3 separate regions of the Homo sapiens genome follow, and all the other regions are linked to region 1. A link is a loop called in an ENCODE intact Hi-C map of the cell type or tissue named here. Cell type or tissue: heart left ventricle. All regions are shown on one strand.

Region 1 (8,000 bases):
CCGGGGAACCAAGATCCAGAGGAGGAGATGTGAGCATACAGCCTAACGTAGGCTGAGCTGCACAATTTGTTCATTCAGCAGTGGAGCCAGTGTCTCTTGGAGCAAAGGTGGGAGCTAACCCTTGAGCAAATTTTCTTGGATCTTCTGCAGATATTTGCTTCTGAGGGAGGCAATTTTGGTGGCCTGGCTGAAATTGGCTTACAGTGCAAGAGAAATACCTCCTTTGGCTAAAACTACTTTTCTTTTCTTTCTTTTTTCATTTTTTTTTTTTGAGACAGAGTATCGCTCTGTCTCCCAGTCTGGAGTGCAATGGCACAATCTTGGCTCACTGCAACCTCCACCTCCAGGTATAAGTAATTCTCATGTGAAACACCCCTGAGTAGCTGGGATTATAGGTGCCTGCCACCACATCCAGCTAATTTTTGTATTTTTAGTAGAGACGGAGTTTCACCATGTTGGCCAGGCTGGTCTTGAACTCCTGGCCTCGAGGGATCCACTGGCCTTGGCCTCCCAAAGTGCTGAGATTACAGGCATGAGCCACCACGCCCGGCCTGAAACTACTTTCCTTTAGGTATATAAGGAAACACCAACTAAACCTCTACCAACAGACAAATCCATGAGTGGATGTGGTCGGTGGTGACTGTCCCAGCTCTTCCACTTAGGCTGTGCTCCCCGCATGTTCTGAGCAGGTTACATTGCGTCCTGACCACAGCTCAGTGCCGCAGGCATTGCTATCACTCCCCGTGCCAGTCAGGGCCCTTCAAGAGCAGATGCCAAGATGGGGTTAGATGTCCCCGAGATGTATCGGGCAGGAAGTCCATGAAGGTAAAAGCGGAGGGTCGGTGTGGGTCTGGCATCTGTAGAAGGAGAGACTGGGTAGAAAGAGCCACAGACAGCACTGCGGGGAACTACCCTCCACGAAGCAAGTTGCTTGTTGGAGGACTCGGTGTCCAGCAGGAGTGGCCTGGAACTAAAGCCCCCTGGTGGCCAGTCCCTTTCTGGGCACAGCCTGGGGGATTTGGTGGCCAGGCCCCTGCAGCAGCCATCCCAGCTCCCCTCCCTGGGGTGGAGTGGGGTGACCATAGGAACATCGTCACCCCTACTCTGAACGCTTACTCAAGACAAGGTCAGGCAGGTTCTCTTGAAGGAGGTCCGAACAGCATTTCTGTGGCTTACAGATTAGGAAACTGAGGCAGAGAGGTCCAAGTGTTTTGGTGGCTGCTGTTGTGAGGAGGCATACATGAGCCTTTGAAAGATTCTGAGATCATGGAACAAAAGGTTTTTGTCTCTTAGATCCAGATTTCAAATAATTCACAGTCTTTTCATTGTTGATGTGGCCTGGTTAATGTCACTACTCATTCTGATTGTCAACTTTCATTCCTGAAAGGCTGCTGGGTGACAGCAGGAATGCCTCTGCACTGTTGGCCCTGTGGGCATTGGATAAGCCTGGGTGCTGGGGCAGGCGCCAGGCCAGGTCCTGGGTGGCCTCTGTAGTGAAATGCAGCCCTGGTTACCTCCAGCCTCCATCTCTCCTGGGGAGATTAACATTATTGAATCTCTACAACATCCTAGAACACCCTAGACAGGAGGTCTTTTTTTTTTTTTTTTTTTTTTTTGAGACAGGGTCTCACTCTGTCATCCAGGCTGGAATGCAGTGGCAAAATCATGGCTCACTGCGGCCTTGAACCCCCGGGATCAAGCAATCCTCCAGCCTCAGCCTCCCAGGTAGCTGGATCAGCAGATGCGCACCACCGTGATCAGCTAATTTTCTTCATTTTTTTTGTAGAGTTGAGGTCTCACTAAGTTGCCCAGGCTGGTCTGGAACTCCTGGACTCGAGCAATCCCCCCGCCTTGGCCTCCCAAAGTGCTGGGCTTACAGACATGAGCCACCGTGTCCAGCTGACAGGAGGTCTTAACATCCTTGTTTTTCGGACGAGGAAACTGAGGCGTGGAGAGGTGGAGACTTACACAAGATCATAGAGCGAATAGAGGGCAGAGCTGGAGTCTGAAGTCAGTCTGACCGACCATGAAACTCACATGTCATCCTGACACCATTCCAATCCTGTGAGGTAAGGATTATCATCCCTGTTTCATAGATGAGGAGACAGGGGCTCAGAGAGGGGGACTTATGTTCTTGAGGTCACACAGCATGTCCATCGCAGCAGTGGGGCTGGAGCCCAGCTTCTCAGACTCCAAGGGCCCCAGGAAAACCTTTCATCCTGTTTCAGCCAAGCGACTGCACTCAGAGGAAGGCACAGGCCCTGGGATGACGGGAACCTTTTGTTCTCTGGTCCCTGATTCCTGACCCCAGTCCCCACCTCCAGCTCTGTGGAGCTGGCAGACGGAGGAACAAGGAGGGACATCCTGCCTTTCCTGCCCCTTTGTTCCATGGTCTGGGGCCCTGACTCTGCAATACCAGGGTGATCACTGAATCAAGAATTAGGAGGCTGGTCCACGTCTTTGTGTCACTCTCCTGACCTTGGGTCACTGATTTGTAAAGTGCGGAGGTGAGGATGCAGCGAGGGGAAGGCTTTGGCACCAGCTTGGGGTTGTAGAACCACATGGGGCAATGCGAGTATTATTATCTTTGTGTTGTCTTCCTCCTGCCCCATGGCCTGGCCTCAATGCATCTGCTTGTCTGCAGCCCCAACCAGCGTGGAAAGCCACCTGGCAGGCCGCTTCGGACCTGCAGTGGGCCCCCACCCCCCATGCCCCCCCATCCCCTCCGGTGGCTGGTCTGGCCTGATGGAGCATATTTCTCACAGCTCTCTTGCTCTCCAGCCCTCCCCTCACCGAGCACTCTGCCCCCACCCTGCTTAGGGGAGAGTCTGTGACCCCCAGAGCAGGCTTCTGTGCTTCATCCCCCAGGGGAAGATTCCAGAGCAGACAACTCAGCTGCCTTTGTGACTGAAACCGAGAGTAAATGAAGGAATATTTATGAAGTCTCTGCAACTTGCCAGGTGCTTTCACTATGCAACCCTCCCTGCAGCAGTCCCGAGAATGTGATCCTGAGTTTACTTCTGATGAAAGCAAGGCTCAGAGGGGCCACCTGCCTAAGGGCGTGCAGCTGGAATGCGGGGAGCCAGGACTCAAGCTCTGGTCTGTCTCATTCACTTGGAAGCCAGGCCCCTTTCCTCCCTCCCGCTCTGCGTGCAGGAGCTCCGTGGTGGGGCAGCTGCCCCGAGGGAAGGTCCTTCTGACCGCCAGTGTCTGTGGCTGGCTGTCCAGGAAGCAGAGCCAGGACTGGCAGCTTGGGCTCCGAGGACTGCCTCTTCCTCTTGGCTGCCAGGGAGTTTCCAATCATCAGAAGAAACAGACTCTGGGAACAGCTCTGCCACTTGTCCCAGCCCTGCCCCAGCCTCTGAGCAACTGGAGCCCAGATGCCCTGGCCCACCCTAAGCTATCCATAAGCACAGGTGGGCCTGAAGGAGGCTCCCTGCTGGGCGTGGGCGAGGGTCTTGGCCTTCTAGGTGGGACCCTGCCTGCCAGGGGACAGCCTCTTAGGTGGGTGGGAAAGAGCTCTGTACTTGGGGTCACAAATGTGGCTTCTGGCCCTGCTCCACCAAGGGCCAGTGCGTGATTTTAAATAGATCTCTTCGCCTCTCTGAGCCTTAGTTTCTTGGTCTATAAAAAAATGGGACCCTAACCTCTCCTCACTGCGGTGTGGGAGGGAAAATGAGTCAAGGCAAGAAAGTGCTGGAAACTGAAAGCCCTGGGCAGGACCTGCTCCATAATTTGCCAAGTTCAGGGCAAAAATGAAAAGGTGGGGCCGGGCGCCCTGGCTCACACCTGTAATCCCAGCACTTTGGGAGACTGAGGAAGGCAGATCACTTGAGGTCAGGAATTTGAGACTAGCTTGGCCAACATGGGGAAACCCTGTCTGTACAAAAAATACAAAAAATTAGCCAAGCGTGCTGGCGCGCCTGTAGTCCCAGCTTTGCAAGAGGCTGAGGTGGGAGGATGGCTTGAGCCTGGGAGGTGGAGGCTGCAATGAGCTATGACCGCGCCACTGTACTCCAGCCTGGGCGACAGAGCGAGACCCGTTCAAAAATACATAACAACATAGCATAACATATAAAATAAAATGTAAATCAAAAATAAAAATGAAAAAGTGGGTCCCCTTGTTCACAAATTGTGAATTTCAAGGCCGCGGTGGCGGAGCGTTAAACCAAGCTCAGGGTCGCACGCCCTGAAGCCGGCGCTGGGCTGGAGTCCGGAACTGTGGAGGGTCCCCGCGGAGCCGCCGCTTTGGCTCCCTGGCCCGGACCTGACATCCACGCGACGGATCCCGGCGCATTCGGCGAGGCGCCGGCTCCATCTAGCGGCTGATGGCGAACAGCACCTGCCGCTCACACGCTGGTGGGCCTGGGGGCGCCTCAGACTCACACCCGCGGCTCGGTTTTCATCCCTCTCCATCGGTTACCACGTTCTCTCCATGGTCCTCCAGGGTCTCTCACTTGCTCCTGCCCTGTCATGAGTACTTTGGTCTACTCATTCGCCCACTTCCCCTGTTTTCTCGGGTGGTCCAGGAGGGCGGTGCGGTTCCTTGAAGTTCCCACGGTCCCTCGCAAGCTGTTCTCTTGCGGTCTCTGGAGGCACCCTGCCTGCAGCCCCTTTCCAGCCTGCAGCGCCATCTCACGCACCACCCCCTCGGAGCTCTTCTGTGGCTCTCTGCCACCTGCCGGGCAGGCCCGTTTCCTTCGTCCGGCATCACACCCTGCCCATCCCATCCCTCCCGCCTGTCCCACCCTGCGGCGTCCCATTTCCGCGCCAACCCGGCTATCAGCCTTCAGCGTCCCTGGCAGCCTCTGCCCCATGCACACCACTCCCCTGAGCGAGACTTCCCTTCTCCTGCCCGCGTTTCCCCCGGCCCACCTCTGACAGGAAGCCTTCCAGGATTACCAGAACCCCCAGGGTTGTCCTCCCTTTGTGTGAACAGCAGGGGGGAGGTGTCGGAGACAAAACGCCTCTGTTGGAGTGGGAGGTAGCCAGAGTAGGGGCGCGTGTAGAATGGGCTTTGGGATTGGACCAGCTGACCTGAAACCTGTCTCCATCACTTCTGAGTCGGTTTCCTTGTGGATAAAGTGGGACATCAAATGAAATAGGATTTTTTTTCTTGGTGAGAATTAAATTAGATAATTTATATTAGGCATTCAGAGTGGTGTCTGGCTCATTATGAGCACCGAATAAACGTTGCTATGGTCATTATCATTATCATTATTAAGTTCTGAACCCATTAATTACTGGCAGTGCGACCTCGGGCTGGTGGTTTTACCTTATTGAGCTCTCCCTGTCTGGAAAAAGGGGAGTTTATTTCTATTTGTATATCAGAGGGTGGTTGTGTTAGTAAATTAGGTGCTGTTCTTCGGTGCTGACAGTAGAAGTTGCTCCAGAAATGCTGTCCCTCTCTCCACCCTGCTCTGACCACCCATCAGAGTGCCCTCGCACAGTTCCTTCTTGGTTATCTAGAATCATCTAATTTTGGTACAGATTTGTTTTTTTTTTGAGACAGAGTCTCACTCTGTCACCCAGCCTGGAATGCAGTGGTGAGATCATGGCTCACGACAGCCTTGAACTCCTGGGCTCAAGCGATCCTTCTGCCTCAGCCTCCCGAGTAGCTAGGACTACAGGTGCGCTCCACCACACCCCTAATTTTCTTCATTTTTTTGTCTCACTATGTTGCATAGGCTGGTCTAGAACTCCTGGGCTCAAGTGATCCTCTCATTGTGGCCTCCCAAAATGCTGGGATTATAGGCCGTGCCCAGCCTGATACAATTGTTAAACTTCTGTGTTTCTTCAACCAAACATTAACACCCTGAAGGACATATTTTGGTTTTAATGGGTATGTTAGTCAAGGTTCTCCAGGTAAACAGAACTAACAGGATGTGTGTGTGTGTGTGTGTGTGTGTGTGTGTGTGTGTGTGTGTGTGGAGAGAGACAGATGGACAGACAGACACATCCCCAGAATCATTTATTTATTTTTATTTTTTTGAGACGGAGCCTCGCTCTGTCACCCAGGCTGGAGTGCGGTGGCGTGATCTCGGCTCACTGCAAGCTCCACCTCCCAGGTTCACGCCATTCTCCTGCCTCAGCCTCCTGAGTAGCTGGGACTACAGGCGCCCGCCACCACGCCCAGCTATTTTTTTTTTGCATTTTTAGTAGAGACGGGGTTTCACCGTGTTAGCCAGGATGGTCTTGATCTCCTGACCTCGTGATCCGCCCGCCTTGGCCTCCCAAAGTGCTGGGATTACAGGTGTGAGCCACCGTGCCCGGCCAGACTGATTTATTTTAAGGAATGGGTTTATGTGATTGTGGGGACTGGCAAGTCTAAAATCGAGACCCAGGGAAGAGTTGATGTTGCCGTCCCGAATCGCGTGGCGGTCTGGAGGCAGTGTTCTCTCTTCCTTGGGGGACTTATGTTCTCTCAGTTGAGGCCTTCAACTGATTGGATGAGGCCCACCCACATTATGGAGGATAGCTTGCTGTACTCAAAGTCTACTGATTTAAATGTTAGTCTCAGCTGAAAAATACCTCCACAGCAATGCCAAACAGACTGATGTTTGACCAAAAACTGGTTACCATGGCCTTGCCAAGTTAACACATAAAATTCGCTATTACGGTGGGCTAGCATTTACTACATAAGGACTTTATCCCCTTTATTCATTCCTCCTCTGCCCCCCTTTCACCTCCCCGCTTCCTTCTTTCCTCCTTTTACTTTCTTTCTTGACCACAGCAAGTTTAGTGTTCTCTCTTGCTCTTCTGCTTAGAATCCACATTTGTCTGTCTTTCCCCGGCTCTCCCCCAGCACTTGCCTAGTCTGTGTCATTGTGAACAGTGAGGGGCTTTGACCCTCAGGTAGAGCAGGGAGCGGGTTGGGGTGGACTGCATACTCTTCGTTCTCAAACCCCTGCCTTAAAATCCTTGTCCCCCTTTAGGCGTTCTCATGGACACCAGCTGAATATAGTTCACACTGGAGGGAAGAGTGACACAGGATTGCAGACCTCTGTTTCTCGCCTGCACTAGTCTGGATAAGGGGTCCCGACTGGGCTTTGGGATGAGGGCAGAAGGGGTAGACTGGAGTTGGCAGGCTTCCTGCTGGGAGTAGAGAGTGATGAGATGTAGCTGGAGAAGCATGGCGGGGAATAAAGTGGCCAGAAGAAACACTAGAGGGTTAGACGACGGGGCTTATTAATGGAAAGTGTCAGGTTGCAAGTTACAGAAAGTTCAACTAGAATTGCCTTTAAAAAGTGAATTTCGGCCTGGAGTGGTGGCTCACGCCTGTAATCCTAACACTCTGGGAGGCCGAGGCAGTCAGATCACCTGAGGTCAGGAGTTCGAGGCCAGCCTGGCCAACATGGCGAAATCCTGTCTGTACTAAAAATACAAAAATTAGCTGGGTGTGGTGGCATGCACCTGTAATCCTAGCTACTTGGGGGGCTGAGGCAGGAGAATTGCTTGAACCTGGGAGGCGGAGGTTGCAGTGAGCCAAGATCGCACCACTGCACTCCAGCCTGGGCAATAGAACGAGACTCTGTCTCAAGAAAAAAAAAAAAAAAAAAAGAAAAGCAAATTTCTTGATATTTATGGATACGTGCAATGAACACTAGAAGTAAATGTAACTTCATATGAAGCTTGATCTGCAGTTCAATGACATCAGCAACCCATTCTTTCATCCCTCTGCCTTGAATCACTGTGGTCTCTTTACCTACATTTCTAGCTTGGCTTCCCTGCAGATTACAGAATGGTGGCCTATAGGTCCCAGGGCTCTGTGTTTTTCATTCATGTCAGGCAGGACAATGAGCAACTTTCATTGTTCTCAGTAAAAGCCCTAACATTCCATGCTATTTGCGTGAGTTTAGGTTTTAAGCCTATTCCTAAAATTTCACTGTGGCCAGAGGCATGGGAGGTAATGATTGGCTTAGTCTTGGTCCCTATGTTTTATTCTAGAACTGGGACCTGTAGCATATCATGGGTCTTCAGGATCCTACCCGGTGGGGCTG
Region 2 (8,000 bases), 150 kb before region 1:
TGCTGTATTCAGGAGACCCATCTCATGTGCCTTTGTAAATAGCCTACACACATAGGCTCAAAATAAAGGGATGGAGGAAGATTAACCAAGCAAATGGAAAGCAAAAAAATGCAGGGGTTGCAATTCTAGTCTCTGATAAAACAGACTTTAAACCAACAAAGATCGAAGGAGACAAAGAAGGGCATTACATAATGTTAAAGGGATCAACACAACAAGAAGAGCTAACTATCCTAAATATACATGCATCCAATACAGGAGCACCCAGATTCATAAAGCAAGTTCTTAGAGACCTACAAAGAGACTTAGACTCCCACACAATAATAGTGGGAGACTTTAACACCCCACTGTCAATATCAGAGAGATCAACGAGAAAGAAAATTAACAAGGATATTCAGGACTTGAACTCAGCTCTGGAACATGCAGACCTAATAGACATCTACAGAACTCTCCACCTCAAATCAACAGAATATACATTCTTCTCACAACCACATCGCACTTATTCTAAAATTGACACATAATTGGAAGTAAAGCACTCCTCAGCAAATGCAAAAGAACCAAAATCATAACAGTCTCTCAGACCACAGTGCAATCAAATTAAAACTCAGGATTAAGAAACTCACTCAAAACTGCACAACTACATGGAAACTGAACAACCTGCTCCTGAATGACTACTGGGTAAATAACAAAATTAAGGCAGAAATAAATAAGTTATCTAAATCCATTGAGAACAAAGACCCAATGTATCAGAATCTCTGGGACACAGCTAAAGCAGTGTTTAGAGGGAAATTTATAGCACTAAATGCCCACAACCAGAAAGCTGGAAAGACCTCAAATCGACACCCTAGCATCACAATTAAAAGAACTAGAAAAGCAAAAGCAAACAAATTCAAAAGCTAGCTGAAGACAAGAAATAACTATGATCAGAGCAGAACTGAAGGAGATAGAGACACGAACAACCCTTCAAAAAGTCAATGAATCCAGGAGCTGGTTTTTTGAAAAGATTAACAAAACAGATAGACCACTAGCCAGACTAACAAAGAAAAAAAGAGAGAAGAATCAAATAGACACAATAAAAAACGATAAAGGGGAGATCACCACTGACCCCACGGAAATACAAACTACCATCAGAGAATACTATAAACACCTCTATGCAAATAAACTAGAAAATCTAGAAGAAATGGATAAATTCCTGGACACACATACCTCCCAAGACTAAACCCAAGTTGAATCCCTGAATAGAGCAATAACAGGTTCTGAAATTAAGGCAGTAATTGGTAGCCTACCAACCAAAAAAAAAGCCCTGGACCAGACGGATTCACGACTGAATTCTACCAGAGTTACAAAGAGGAGCTGGTACCATTCCTTCTGAAACTATTTCAATCAACAGAAAAAGAGAGACTCCTCCCTAATTCATTTTATGAGGCCAGCATCATCCTGATACCAAATCCTGGCAGAGACACAACAAAAAAAGAAAATTTCAGGCCATTAAACCTGATGAACATCAACTCAAAAATCCTCAATAAAATACTGGCAAGCCAAATCCAGCAGCACATCAAAGAGCTTATCTACCATGATCAAGTCGGCTTTATCTCTGGGATGCAAACCTGGTTCAACATATGCAAATCAATAAACATAATCCATCACATAAACAGAACCAATGACAAAAACCACATGATTATCTCAATAGAGGCAGAAAAGGCCTTCAATAAAATTCAACCCTTCAGGCTAAACACTCTCAATATACTAGGTATTGATGGAACATATCTCAAAATAATAAGAGCTATTTATGACAGACCCACAGCCAATATCATACTGGATGGGCAAAAGCTGGAAGCATTCCCTTTGAAAACCGGCACAAGACAAGGATGCTCTCTCTTACCACTCCTATTCAATGTAGTATTGGAAGTTCTGGCCAGGACAATCAGGCAAGAGAAAGAAATAAAGAGTATTCAAATAGGAAGATAGGAAGTCAAACTGTCTCTGTTTGCAGATGACATGATTGTATATTTAGAAAATACCATTATCTCAGCCCCAAATCTCCTTAAAGCTGATAAGCAACTTCAGCAAAGTCTCAGATACAAAATCAATGTGCAAAAATCACAAGCATTCCTATACACCAATAACAGACGAACAGAGCCAAATCATGAGTGAACTCCCATTCACAATTGATACAAAGAGAATAAAATACCTAGGAATCCAATTTACAAGGGATGTAAAGGACCTCTTCAAGGAGAACTACAAACCACTGCTCAAGTAAATAAGAGAGGATACAAACAAATGGAAAAACATTCCATGCTCATGGATAGGAAGAATCAATATTGTGAAAATGGCCATATTGCCCAAAGTAATTTATAGATTCAAAGCTATCCTCATCAAGCTACCACTGACTTTCTTCACAGAATTAGAAAAAACTACTTTAAATTTCATATGGAACCAAAAAAGAGCCCATATAGCCAAGACAATCCTAAGCAAAAAGAACAAAGCTGGAGGCATCATGCTACCTGACTTCAGAGTATACTACAAGGCTACAGTAACCAAACCAGCATGGTACTGGTACCAAAACAGATGTATAGACTAATGGAACAGAATAGAGGCCTCAGAAATAATGCTCTACATCTACAACCATCTGATTTTTGACAAACCTGACAAAAACAAGAAATGGGGAAATGATTCCCTATTTAATAAATAGTGTTGGGAAAACTGGCTAGCCATATACAGAAAACTGAAACTGGGCCCCTACCTGACACCTTATACAAAAATTAACTCAAGATGGATTAAAGACTTAAATATAAGACCTAACATCATAAAAACCCTAACCTAGGCAGTACCACTAAGGACATAGGCATGGGCAAAGAATTCATGACTAAAACACCAAAAGCAATGGCAACAAAAGCCAAAATTGACAAATGGGATCTAATTAAACTAAAGAGCTTCTGCATAGCAAAAGAAACTATCATCAGAGTGAACAGGCAACCTACAGAATGGGAGAAAATTTTTGCAATCTATCCATCTGACAAAGGGCTAATACCCAGAATCTACAAGGAACTTAAACACATTTACAAGAAAAAAAAACCCCATCACAAAGTGGGCAAAGGATATGAACAGACACTTCTGAAAAGACGACACTTATGTGGCCAACAACCGTATGAAAAAAAGCTCATCATCACTAGTCATTAGAGAAATGCAAATCAAAACTCAATGAGATACCATCAAAGGAGACAAAGAAGGGCATTACATAATGTTAAAAGGTCAATGCAACAAGAAGAGCTAACTATCCTAAATATATATGCACCTAATACAGAGGCACCCAGATTCATAAAGCAAGACTGCAACTCACGCCAGCTAGAATTGCGATCATTAAAAAGTCAGGAAACAACAGATGCTAGAGAGGATGTGGAGAAATAGGAACGCTTTTACATTGTTGATGGGAGTGTAAATTAGTTTAACCATTACGGAAGACAGTGTGGCAATTCCTCAAGGATCTAGAACCAGAAATACCATTTGACCCAACAATCCCATTACTGGGTATATACCCAAAGGATTATAAATAATTCTACTATAAAGACACATGCACACATATGTTTACTGCATCACTATTCACAATAGCAAAGATTTGGAACCAACCCAAATGCCCATCAATGATAGACTGGATAAAGAAAATGTGCCACATATACACCATGGAATACGATGCAGCCATAAAAAAGGACGAGTTCATATCCTTCACAGGGACATGGATGAAGCTGGAAACATCATTCTCAGCAAACTAACACAGGAACAGAAAACCAAACACTGCATGTTCTTACTCATAAGTGAGAGCTGAACAATGAGATCACATGGACACGGGGAGAGAAACATCACACACCGGGGCCTGTTGGGGGTTGGGGGGCTAGGGGAGGGATAGCATTAGGGGAAATACCTAATGTAGATAGATGGCTGGTTGATGGGTGCAGCAAACCACCATGGCACATGTATACCTATGTAACAAACCTGTACATTCTGCACATGTATCCAAGAACTTAAAGTATAACAATGAAGAAAATATGGTTGTACGTACACATACGCGCAATGGAATATTTAAAAAAAAAAAAGAAGAAGAAGAAGAAGAAATGTGCCAAGCCCAGATCCTGATTCTCCTCCCACGGAATGTATTATAAAGAAACACTGCAAGCAATCACAGTGCTCTGCCAACTTTCTGAGTTTCTCTAAAACCTGGTCTTGATACAGACTGCCAAAAACTTTGTGATCCACAGCCCAATTATTTCCGGAGCCATAAGTATCAGTGATGAGCTGTTTGGTATCAAATACATCTCTCAGTGGTCCCTGCAGAATTTCATTCACTATCCCTTCTACCATGTCAATCAAGACAGCTGGTATCCACATTTCTAAGGAAGCTGCTTATTGCCTCATAATAGATTCCTTTCTGGCTGACCGCGGCGTGCTCCCTTAGTGCCAGGTCCCAGAAGCAGCAGCCAATCTGGTTTTCGCACTGGCCAACCAGTATGACCACCAACTGGGTCATTCTGGTGCATAGTCAGCTGGGGGCGCTTGTGAGCCGCGCCGGCCTCTGCATTGGGCCTGCAACCCAAAAGGCCTGTATTGTTTCTTGTTATTGTTGTTTGAGACAGAGTCTTGCTCTGTCACCCAGGGTGGAGTGCAGTGGCACGATCTCAGCTCACTGCAATCTCTGCCTCCCGGGTTCAAGCAATTCTCCTGCCTCAGCTTCCCCAGTAGCTGGGATTACAGGCGCCCATCACCACGCCCATCTAATTGTTGTATTTTTAGTAGAGATGGGGTTTCTCCATGTTGGCCAGGCTGGTCTCGAATTCCTGACCTCAGGTGATCCCCCTGCCTCAGTCTCCCAAAGTGCTGGCATTACAGGCGTGAGCCACCTGGCCCAGTCAAAAAAAAGCCTGTTTTTTTATGAGTCCTGCTGTGTATCCATTGTTGAGAATCAATTCCTCAAACCACCTATATTTTATTTGTAAGTGAATAAAGGTTTGTTTCTCTTTTGCATATATTTCTTATGGTTAGCATATTATGACATATATGAGGTAAAAGAACAATTCTCCAAGTGCCCATGGGAGCAAGAACCATGTCTAATTCTCTGTTCTTTGTAATACTCTGTACTATTGCAGATATCTTCAATAACAATGAAAATATTCCACCACTTAATTAGCCCATCAATAAAACAGATACACACACAAAAAACTTGATTATTCAGAGTTTTATGCCACAAAATGAAGGCTGTCTATTTTGCCACAAATAAAAGCAGAAAAGAAACAGCATTACTTAAGCAAACTCAGGCTCCTGTTAGATGGAAAGGCTCGCTTACCAGGTTCATTTCCTGAGTCAATTCAGAAAGGATTATTACTCCTATTATGCAGTGTTCCACAGTACCCTTTGGAGAAAATAACAAAGTTTAGCCTAAGTGGAGACAAGTGATTGGTTCTTAATGTATATACCAGGTAACATTTACAAACAATTAAAGACTGAAACACCACATTTACTCAATAATAAAATGGAAACAAAATTATAAAATATAAAGAAAAATCGCTATGAGTTCTATAAACAAAAGAATTTCAAACCTATTTTTTGAAAGATAAATTTGGATACACAGAGCTAAATGGGAAAAAGCTCCTCCCTTATAAATGCATGATACTCAACAAAATGTTTCCAGCACTTATAGGACAAATAATAAACTAAGTTTCAAAATACAAGAATTTAGCTTAATACCTTTTATAAGACCAAGAATAAGAATAAGCAAAAAATGCTTTTAGCTCTATAATTTGCTTAAAGCCTATTGAGATAGAGACACTCAACAATAAATAAATAATAAGTAGCTTAGGCACTAATTCAAATCTCTTGTTCTAATATCAGATAGGATCACTTAGGCTCTTTTAACATTAATTGTGCATGTATATGAAATTGTTACATACCTATAATGATGGCATGTAAAGTACACAATGCAATGAGATAAATACATGACTATCTATATAATGTTTTTAATTTAATCAGCTTCCAATTTAATCTCAAATTTTCCATCATTAAAATTCAGACTTTATATGCACATTACTAACAAACTACCCTTGTGTGAAATCATACTGGAATTATGAAAATCATAAATGCAGCATCCAATTACATTGCAATCATTTTTAAAAACTGACACAGAAGATAGATACACTTTTCAAATCTTAATTTTATAGTTGGTCATTCCTTTTAACTATCACAGAATTCCATTATCACTGGATGTAATTAAATTCAAATTATCTCAGAACAAAAAAAGGTCTCACAATTTTTGCATTTTAATTATTTATGGCCTTTCAAGACAGTCTGAGTGTCTGAACTGAGCTCCAGATTTCCTACACACTGAAACATCCATCCTATGTGTACACCAGGTTAATGTTCCCCAAAGTGTGGTACCCTGACCAATTGCTAGAACCAGCTGATTGATGACCTACAAACTCAATTCTAATTTGAAAATAGTTTGTTACTCGTCCATGACAAAATAAAGAGCATGTAACAGATTATAAAACAGCTAAGTCACAAAGTACACTAGGTCAGCTGGCTTTTTTGTCATAGCAAGTCTTTCTCAATGAAGAAGGCACTATGTTCATTTACAGTCTTACATAAGCTCCTTATCTTGCTGAAGACCGGTAATTTGAATAGCACTGCCCTAAATGACAGTAGGATCTCCTGAGTATATCAGTAGAAAGGAGACACATAAGTATGTTTGGAGTGTGGCAGCAAGAGGGCCATAATAATAGAAAAAAGAGAATGCACAAAAGTTCAGGCTGTTAAAGATGTGACAAACTTAAAATAACTTTTAGGACAAAATTCACAAAAGCTGCTAATACTCAAAGGAACCATATGATAATATTCTAGAAAACTAAAACACTAAAGCCAAAATTGACTTTCTCATGATGCAGGGTTAGGTCAAGCCATATATATATATATATATATAAAAAACACGTACTAACTATTCTATGGTGATACTATTATATAATAAACTTTCAAGCTAAAACATGTTGTTTCTTTTGGTCTTCCAGAACTGGTAAAGGTACATTGAATCCCAACTTAAGTTGAGCTTACTGGCCACTAAAGAGGGAGCTTGAGAAATGTTAGCCAACAAGAATTTCATTCAATTTCAACCCTGACTTTATTTTTAAAGAACTGCATGGTCGCCTCTTGTCTACTCAAATAAATCTTGATGAACAATCTTAGTAAAAGACAAAAGGGGGATGCTACTGTGCTTGCCAAACTTACAAATGCAACTCTGAAGTGTGAAGCTCATACTTGTCCTGAATAAACTATCCTTCTGCCCTAGTATAAACTGATCTCCTCAGAGCTAAGAACACTTATTCCTGTGGAGTTCTAAATGATCAAATATTTGTTAACCAGGTTTTAACAACATAGATAAGACAGAAGCAGCATAACCTAGCATTTCATATTCTGAGGTTTCCAGCACTGCACTATATGATGAAGTTATATCTTAGACAGGGGTTGAATTTTAAAGTTACTGCATAAAAGTAAAATCTCCGAAAGTCAAAATTGCCCATACTCAACCATGAACCAAAACTGAACCATCTATTAATCAAAACTGCCAATTTTTCCTCAAGAATACTAACAGAGCATGGATTTTTCTTTTTTTTTTTTTTGAGACGGAGTCTTGCTCTGTTGCCCAGGCTGGAGTGCAGTGGCGCAATCTCCGCTCACTGCAAGCTCCGTCTACCGGGTTCACGCCATTCTCCTGCCTCAGCCTCCCGAGTAGCTGGGACTACAGGCGCCCGCCACCACGCCCAGCTAATTTTTTGTGTTTTTAGTAGAGACAGGGTTTCACCGTGTTAGCCAGGATGGTCTCGATCTCCTGACCTCATGATCCGCACGCCTTGGCCTCCCAAAGTGCTGGGATTACAGGCATGAGCCACCACGCCCAGTCCAGATCATGTTTCTTTAGCTGGACATCAGATAAAATAGTTCTCTTCTACTTGGGAATTACGTTT
Region 3 (8,000 bases), 170 kb before region 1:
CTAAAGGAGCATATTCTAACCCAATGAAAGGAAGCTATGAACCTTGATAAAACATTCCATGCTCATGGATAGGAAGAATCAATATCATGAAAATGGCCATACTGCCCAAGGTAATTTATAGATTCAATGCTATCCCCATCAAGCTACCACTGACTTTCTTCGCAGAATTGGAAAAAGCTACTTTAAAGTTCATATGGAACCAAAAAAGAGCCCGTATAGCCAAGACAATCCTAAGCAAAAAGAACAAAGCTGGAGGCATCACGCTACCTGACTTCAAACTATACTACAAGGCTACAGTAACCAAAACAGCATGGTACTGGTACCAAAACAGATATATAGACCAATGGAACAGAACAGAGGCCTCAGAAATAACACACATCTACAACCATCTGATCTTTGTCAAACCTGACAAAAACAAGCAATGGGGAAATTATTTCCTATTTAATAAACAGTGCTGGGAAAACTGACTAGCCATATGTAGAAAGCTGAAACTGGATTCCTTCCTTACACCTTACACAAAAATTAACTCAAGATACATTAAAGACTTAAATGTAAGACCTAACACCATAAAAACCCTAGCAGAAAACCTAGTCAATACCATTCAGGACATAGGCATGGGCAAGGACTTCATGACTAAAACACCAAAAGCAAGGCCAACCAAAGCCAAAATTGACAAATGGGATCTAATTAAACTAAAGAGCTTCTGCACAGCAAAAGAAACCATCATCAGAGTGAACAGGCAACCTACAGAATGGGAGAAAATCTTTGCAATCTATCCATCTGACAAAAGGCTAATACCCAGAATCTACAAAGAACTTAAACAAATTTACAAGAAAAAAACAACCCCATCAAAAAGTGGGCAAAGGATATGAACAGATACTTCTCAAAAGAAGACATTTATGCAGCCAACAGACATATGAAAAAATGCTCATCATCACTGGTCAGAGAAATGCAAATTAAGACCACAATGAGATACCATCTCATGCCAGTTAGAATGGTGATCATTAAAAAGTCAGGAAACAACAGATGCTGGAGAGGATGTGGAGAAACAGGAATGCTTTTACACTGTTGGTGGGAATGTAAATTAGTTCAACCATTGTAGAAGACAACGTGGCAAGACATTGTGCACATGTACCCTAGAACTTAAAGTATAATAAAAAGAAAGAAAATGAAAAGGCAAACAACACAGAAAATATTTGCAAATACATAACAGAAAGACTTGTGAAGAAAATACACAGACTGCTCAAATCTCAATATAAAAAAAAAAAAAGAAAATATACAACCCAATTAAAAAATGGGAAATGGATTTGACTAGCACACTAGCAATGAATACATACAGATGGTAAATAAGTGCATGAAAATATGCTCAACATTATTAGTCATTAAGGGAAAACCACAATGAGGTACCACTACATAGTTATTAGAATGAGTAAAATTTTTTCAAACTAACAATATCAAGTGCTAGTGAGAACACAGAGCAATTGAGTCTTTCATACATTGTGAGCGGGAATGCAAAATGGTACAGCCACTTTGGAAAATAGTTCGGCAGCTTTTACGAAGTAAAATATATACTATATTTAACATGCATCCCAGGAATCCCACACCTAGCTATTTACCCAGGAGAAACAAAAACTTATGTTTGTACAAAATCTGTGCAGGAGTATTTGCATCAGTTTTATTTACAATGGCCAAAAACATAAACAACTCAAAAGTCCAGCAACAGGTGAATTGGTAAACAAACTGATATATCCACAAAATGGTATACTACTCAGCAATGAAAGTAAAGTACTAACACAACACAGAGGAATCTCTCAAATGCATTATGCTAAGTGGAAAAAAATCAGACTAAAAAGCTGCATACTGTATAATTTCATTTATACAACATTCTGGAAAAGACAAAAAAAAAATTACAGGTACACAAAACAGATCAGTAACTGCCAGAGATGAGGGTGAGGAGAGGGGCTGACTGAAAAAGGAGCCAAAAGAACTATCTGGATTGATGGAACTAATCTATATCTCAATTGTGATGGTAGTTATACAATTGTGTGCACTTGTCAGAAATCATACAACTGTACGCTAAAAGGGGTGAATTTTAAATTTATAACTTTATCTTAAAAAATTCCAAGTGTCAAAAGGAAATACAACAAAAACATTTAGTTTTTGAATACCTCACAACTATGGCAACAGAGTCCAACCGAGAAGTGATAAAGGCCTTCGTGATTTCTGGTGCATAAGTGTCTAATAGGTGGGGTTCAGTTGATTTCACAAAAGGAACAGATGCTACCATCCTTTGCCACAGAGTTAATAAATAATGAACACTGTTAGGAGCAAATTCCCAGTGCTACAAAGAAATAAAGCAGAAGTTATTTAAAATATTACATCTTCCTACAATAAGAATTACAGAATAAAATTACTAAACATACATTTTTAAATTAACTTTTATTCTTACTATAAAACTAATGAACACATAATATAGCAAATTTATAAATGCAAAAAAGTATAAAGAAACCAACATCTCTATTATTTTACCACCCAGAGTAACATTAAAATATTACTCTACTTCCCTCTAATCATTCCATGAATATTTTTCAGAGTTGACATCCTGTGAAAAACATGGTTTTATAATCTCTCCCTTAAAATTATTTTAAAAACTTTTCTATAATATAATCTGTAAAAATTTTATTTCTTCACATAGATTTTATTATAGTTTCTCAAGCCATTATTCAATTATTAGATATTTAAATAGCTTCTCAATTTTTATTATATACATTTCAATGAATTTTTTTACCTAAAACCCTGTAATGAACATTTCCAGCAAAGTAATCAAATTAATAGATATTTTTCAAATACCCCCACCAACCCTTACCAAGAAGCTGTTTTAAAACTGGCTACAGTTTAACATAATTACATATTTTTACCTACCTGTAGGCTAGTAATGGTAAAATTAGCAATCAATCTAATAACTTCAGGATATTCCTTCACCATAACTAATTCTCCCAGCTGATAATTTGTCTTTAAACGAGCCAAAAATCGACAAAATTCATGATAATTACCTGGATCAGACAAACCCTAAATTATGAGACAAAAAGAAAGGCTTAAAAACAAGCCAACCTATGGACAATAAAATCAGTAAAACCCCAAAGCATCTTAAGTCTCCCAATTTTCATGAGTACTTAAAATACTCTGTGTCAATTGGGTAGTTAACAATGTAAAAAAATAGAGGGATTCTTGCTAGGTCTAGTTTTGTCATCAATGATTAATAACAAGGAATCCAAAGTAGAGGCCTTGGAAGAAGATCTGCATCACAATGACTAAATTATAATTTTGGGGAAGCTATTATAGTACACAAAAGTTGTGTGTGTGTGTGTGTGTGTGTGTACTGTGGTTTAAACAGAAGTCAACAAAGGACCTGGAAAATACTTAAGATTAAAAGTAAACTCTAGGAAAGAACAATACTCACCAGACTGAAATGGTATGTATGAGCACACAAATAACAGAAATTTTCTTAATTAAACAAATATTTATTGAGTATCTACAGGCACTGTACCCTCAAGCAACTCCGTGTCTCTCCATGTCTCTAGACAGTCATTCAAACAAATTACTGCAATGTAAGGAATAAAGTTGAGCAAATAACTAAAGTTGAGCAAAAACAAAATTCACCCAGGTAAATTTTGGAGGAGTATAGATTAAAAGGAAGTAACAAAAAAGGTCTGCCCAGTTGTCTGTAAGCTCCTTGAAAACAGTTTTAGTATGCACTGTAGCTGGGATGAAACAGAATTCAAAAAGTATCTTTGTAAAACTGAAAGTCTCTAAGCAATTTCATTCATAGGAGCTCCATGAAATATATAGAAAATAGTACCTATTAAAGAAAAATAACCAAAAAAATTTTGTAATCATACATCTTTAAAACATGTTTGTGATTCTAAAACAATCTAATATTCATACCAACTTTTACAGCCATGAAACATTAACGTAAGGATGTTGGAAAATCATTTAAGAGAAATTATCAGGAATCGGCATATTATCTTCCACCTATTGGTTGATGATAGTGAGTTAAACAACTAAACATTTTAAAGTATATTGGTAAAATCCTCTTTATCAGCAAAACAGAAAATTTCACAACTATACTAACATTGAAAAGATAAAATAAATGCATAACCCATAAAACACTTCTGAGAATATGCAAAAACAATTGCTTTTTGTAGAACATTCTTACTGAAGATATATGTCACCCCCCAAAATTTATTAATAACCAAGAGAATTAGGTAAACCTCCTTAAATCATTTAACCTTTAAAAATCTGTATTTTACAGATATTTTAAACCAAAATCAAAATAAAAAGTAAAACAAAATATTTTATGTAAGCACCCAAATTACTCAATAGCAGCTTTGCAATTCTCTGAAATGAATATTGGCAATGAAGCTCTAAAGTTAATGCAGAAAAAATTTTAAAATCTACAAACTCTTACTTGTCCACAAGAGGGCAAGAAAACATAATTTCATAATTTAAGGCCACTTGCTCCAATATTAACATTCAGATTTATATTATGTCTTCTAGTTCATAAGGTGGACATACTGAATTAATCACTTCAGTAGTTTAAGAGCAAGCAAAGAAATGTAATACAATGGTAAAAGACAGAAGCATAGTAAGATAGATAATCTCTAGTCATATTTGCCTAAAAGAAAAAAATAAGAGAAACACAGAAGTCAGCCATGGAAACATCCATTTTTAAAAACTACCCATCTCCACCACAAATGAGATCTAAGGGCTGAGCATGGTGGCTCATGCCTGTAATCCCAGCACTTTGGGAGGCCGAGGCAGGTGGATCATTTGAGGTCAGGAGTTGGAGACCAGCCTGCCCAACATGGTGAAACCCCATCTCCACTAAAAATACAAAAATTAGCAGAGGTGGTGGGTGCAAGCCTGTAATCCCAGCTACTCAAGAGGCTGAGGCAGAAGAATCACTCGAACCCGGGAGGTAGAGGTTGCAGTGAGCCAAGATTGCACCACTGCACTCCAGCCTGGGCAACAGAGCAAGACTTGATCTCAAAAAAAAAAAAAAAAGCTCTAAGGAAGATATATATGATACTAAATGTTTTCTTCCAGAATCATAATAAATTCATGATGAGTTTATTATGTGCCTTTAGCTGAAAAACTGTATCTCTATATGCTAAGTATTAAATTACTTCATAAATACCTGAGGGTTTTCAAGTATCCTTTTTACTCCCTTAATTAAATTACCAAGGTACTTGGCACGTTCAGGACTGTTAAATAAGGACCTTCTTGTCGAAGCAAACTGAACTAAACATGAAAGTGCCTAAAAAATACCAAAAAAATTTCATTTCAATTTTCAAAGTATCTGTGGCCACATGTAAGGAATACTAGTCTTTACATTTAAAATGAATTTAATTTTAATGCATTATAGAATATAACGCATTATAATGCAATATAGAATATAACGCATTATAATGCAATATAGAATATAACGCATTATAATGCAATATAGAATATAACGCATTATAATGCAATATAGAATATAACGCATTATAATGCAATATAGAATATAACGCATTATAATGCAATATAGAATATAACGCATTATAATGCAATATAGAATATAACGCATTATAATGCAATATAGAATATAACGCATGATAATGCAATATAGAATATAACGCATGATAATGCAATATAGAATATAATGCATTATAATGCAATATAAAAAGCATTATAGAACATAAAATTAATAAAAGCTAAATATCATCAACCACTCCCACCACCCACAATCCTTCTACCCCATCATAAAAATTCCTATTTGTATGTATTCCCCTCTAATGTTTTTTCATTAACAAAATCAGCCAGTTCAAGGCCTGTACATGCTATACATTTAATAGGCTCTCAATTGCTTATGATATCTAGTTCCATTTTCTAATGAATCAGGTTTTCTACCAAAAAGAAAATATGGTTTTGTGGTACAGTATGTTTGGGAAATAGTGCACATTATGTACCGTGGTATCCTGTTGGGGGGGGCAGGGGGAACCTGTAATGTAATCCAGCATATTCCAAATTTAATTGGTCAAGGAATATTTTACACCATCTATTAGCATCTTAAAAAATGGTCTGAAAATGGTGCTGGAAAAGGTAGGTACTTTACGGTGAGAAAAGAGACAAAAATCAAATGACGCCCTTTTTAGATGTGCTCCAGTTTGCCACAGCCCCTACCATGAGAACCTAAAACCCAAATTAAAAACAAAAACAAAAACAAAAAACTCCTTAGGAAACTCAGAAGTACAAGTATAGGAACCACTAGCGTACTAAAAACACCTGGGGTTGGGGGCAAAAAAGACCTGTGTTTCAATCTCAATGCCAATATTTTCTTTGTTGCCCTGGGGGAAGTCACTTAGTCAATCTGGGTCTGTTTTCTGTTTTTCTGGGTCTACATAGTAGGGATTTTTATCATTTACCTTTCAGGGCCACTTTGAGGATTAAGTGAGATAAGTATCATACAATAAATAGGACATGTCCAATAAATGTTCATTACTATCTCTCAAAGCAGTTGTTTTCTACTTTATTTTTTAAGCACTAGTACCTTTTTTGTTTTATCCCAAAACATAATTACATGAAACCATGGTTTTTACACAACTAAAAGCAAGACTGTTGCGACTAAAAGACAGAAGGCTGTGGCCCCAACTGGAAACATGAGGTACCCTGAGAAACCCAGTTTAAAAAGCACTACCTTAAACTCTAGATTCAAGAGAAGACATGTTTTTTTAAAAAGGACATTTCTGTGAATGCTTTCCTCCCTTTTAGGCAATAAGATACCTAAACAAACACATCACTGATATATACTTTAAATATGCAATATGTTTTTCAGAAAATGGCAATATTAGAACTCCCCAGCTTTACAAGTTTAAACTTAAACTTACAATTTTTAATAACCTTGACAGATTTGTTTTAGGCTCCGCAAAGATGGAGCTAAGAGTCTCAAAGTTGTATACAACTACAGAGTATCAAGAACTTTTTAAGCATGCAATAGAATTTACACTGATTCAAAAAATAAATAAATAACTGGCTTGATGAACACAATTCAAGTGAGTAGATCCCCTTCATTTCTTATTCAGAGATCTGAAGGGGACAGCCTGTCAAACCTAAGACATGGAGCCAGGCAAGGTTGAGGAAGAGTTAGAGAAGGGTAGTAGAAGGGAAAGTCCTTGTGTGGTGGTCAGCTGCTGGACTTAGGCCCTATGGGAACTGAGTAGGAAAAAAATATGTATTTAGGGATTGGTAGGTTGTCCTGGCTCTGGGCAAGAGCTAAATCAACAGTTACTGGTTCTAGGCTCACCCATGAAATAAAATGTAACGTTGACAAAACAAACAAAATTTGACAAATAGTTTAAGCAGTATACATCCCAGAAAATATAAGAACTTACTGTGAAAAGTAAACTCAATTGAATATATAAACAGAATTTTTGAAGTAAATATATACCACCCCTTATTTACACAGGTATTTTTTAACGAAATAACGAATGACTTTTACTTACTAACTGAGATAGTAGTGGTGGAAGTGAATGATACAAATTGAAGAAAAGATCCAATGTTTCTGGTTCCAGGAAAACTGGGAAAAAAAATTATTTTCTAACACCATTACTTTCAATTCAGTGATCTTAACAAAGTAAGACAATATCACACAAACTGAGAAATCCAAGGCCTCTGCATGTGGCCATTCCTTCCAGTTAGGCCTATTTTTAATTCCTAGCTATTTTCCTTTGAAAGATGAAATAATACAGAGAGAAATTAACTAGCCAGGCTCTTCCTCATGTAGCACTTCCTCTATGTAGCACTACAGTTTGAACTGGGAGAATCTTCTTACTATTTTCATTTGTATTCAAGTAATATAAACATTGAGAATTCAAACAGTATCAAAAAGTAAACAGTACTAAAAAGCTTACAATAAAAAAAAAACTGTACCCTATCCCATTCCAACTGCTTTTCAACTTAGC

Evidence for each region. A loop is a pair of places that touch in the nucleus more often than their neighbours do. Peaks named below come from ENCODE experiments on the same cell type or tissue, not always from the same donor. Only the 100,000 strongest peaks of a DNase experiment are listed, where the experiment ranks them.
Region 2: a loop joins it to region 1, with 3 times the contacts of the local background. A loop is called at or near these places in 5 of 110 quality-filtered maps.
Region 3: it touches region 1 in a loop (2.3-fold over the local background); 10 of 110 quality-filtered maps call a loop at or near these places.

Annotation. Positions count from the first base shown.
Region 1 is chr5:170,740,980-170,748,979 of GRCh38, reverse strand. It overlaps LOC107986473 (a long non-coding RNA gene), which reads left to right. Exons shown (of 3, transcript XR_007059044.1): 2 at 1,787-2,069; 3 at 2,869-3,608. Among named protein-coding and RNA genes, the nearest start is that of GABRP, 39 kb to the left of the region's middle. RefSeq lists enhancers at 2,189-2,947, 2,948-3,707, 4,467-5,226. In heart left ventricle, CTCF peaks have their summits at 998 (motif pointing left), 4,140 and 4,339 (motif pointing left); DNase peaks (open chromatin) are centred at 1,439, 3,299, 4,289 and 4,759; H3K4me3 peaks cover 1,117 bases; H3K27ac peaks cover 4,225 bases.
Region 2 is chr5:170,893,448-170,901,447 of GRCh38, reverse strand. It overlaps RANBP17 (RAN binding protein 17), which reads right to left. Exons shown (of 28, transcript NM_022897.5): 5 at 5,333-5,398. It also overlaps the pseudogene LOC100419059. Among named protein-coding and RNA genes, the nearest start is that of RANBP17, 35 kb to the right of the region's middle. In heart left ventricle, a CTCF peak has its summit at 4,542 (motif pointing right); no DNase peak of the experiment used is centred here.
Region 3 is chr5:170,913,782-170,921,781 of GRCh38, reverse strand. RANBP17 (RAN binding protein 17) reads right to left here. Exons shown (of 28, transcript NM_022897.5): 8 at 7,542-7,615; 9 at 5,198-5,317; 10 at 2,923-3,069; 11 at 2,169-2,341. Among named protein-coding and RNA genes, the nearest start is that of RANBP17, 56 kb to the right of the region's middle. In heart left ventricle, a CTCF peak has its summit at 4,444 (motif pointing right); no DNase peak of the experiment used is centred here.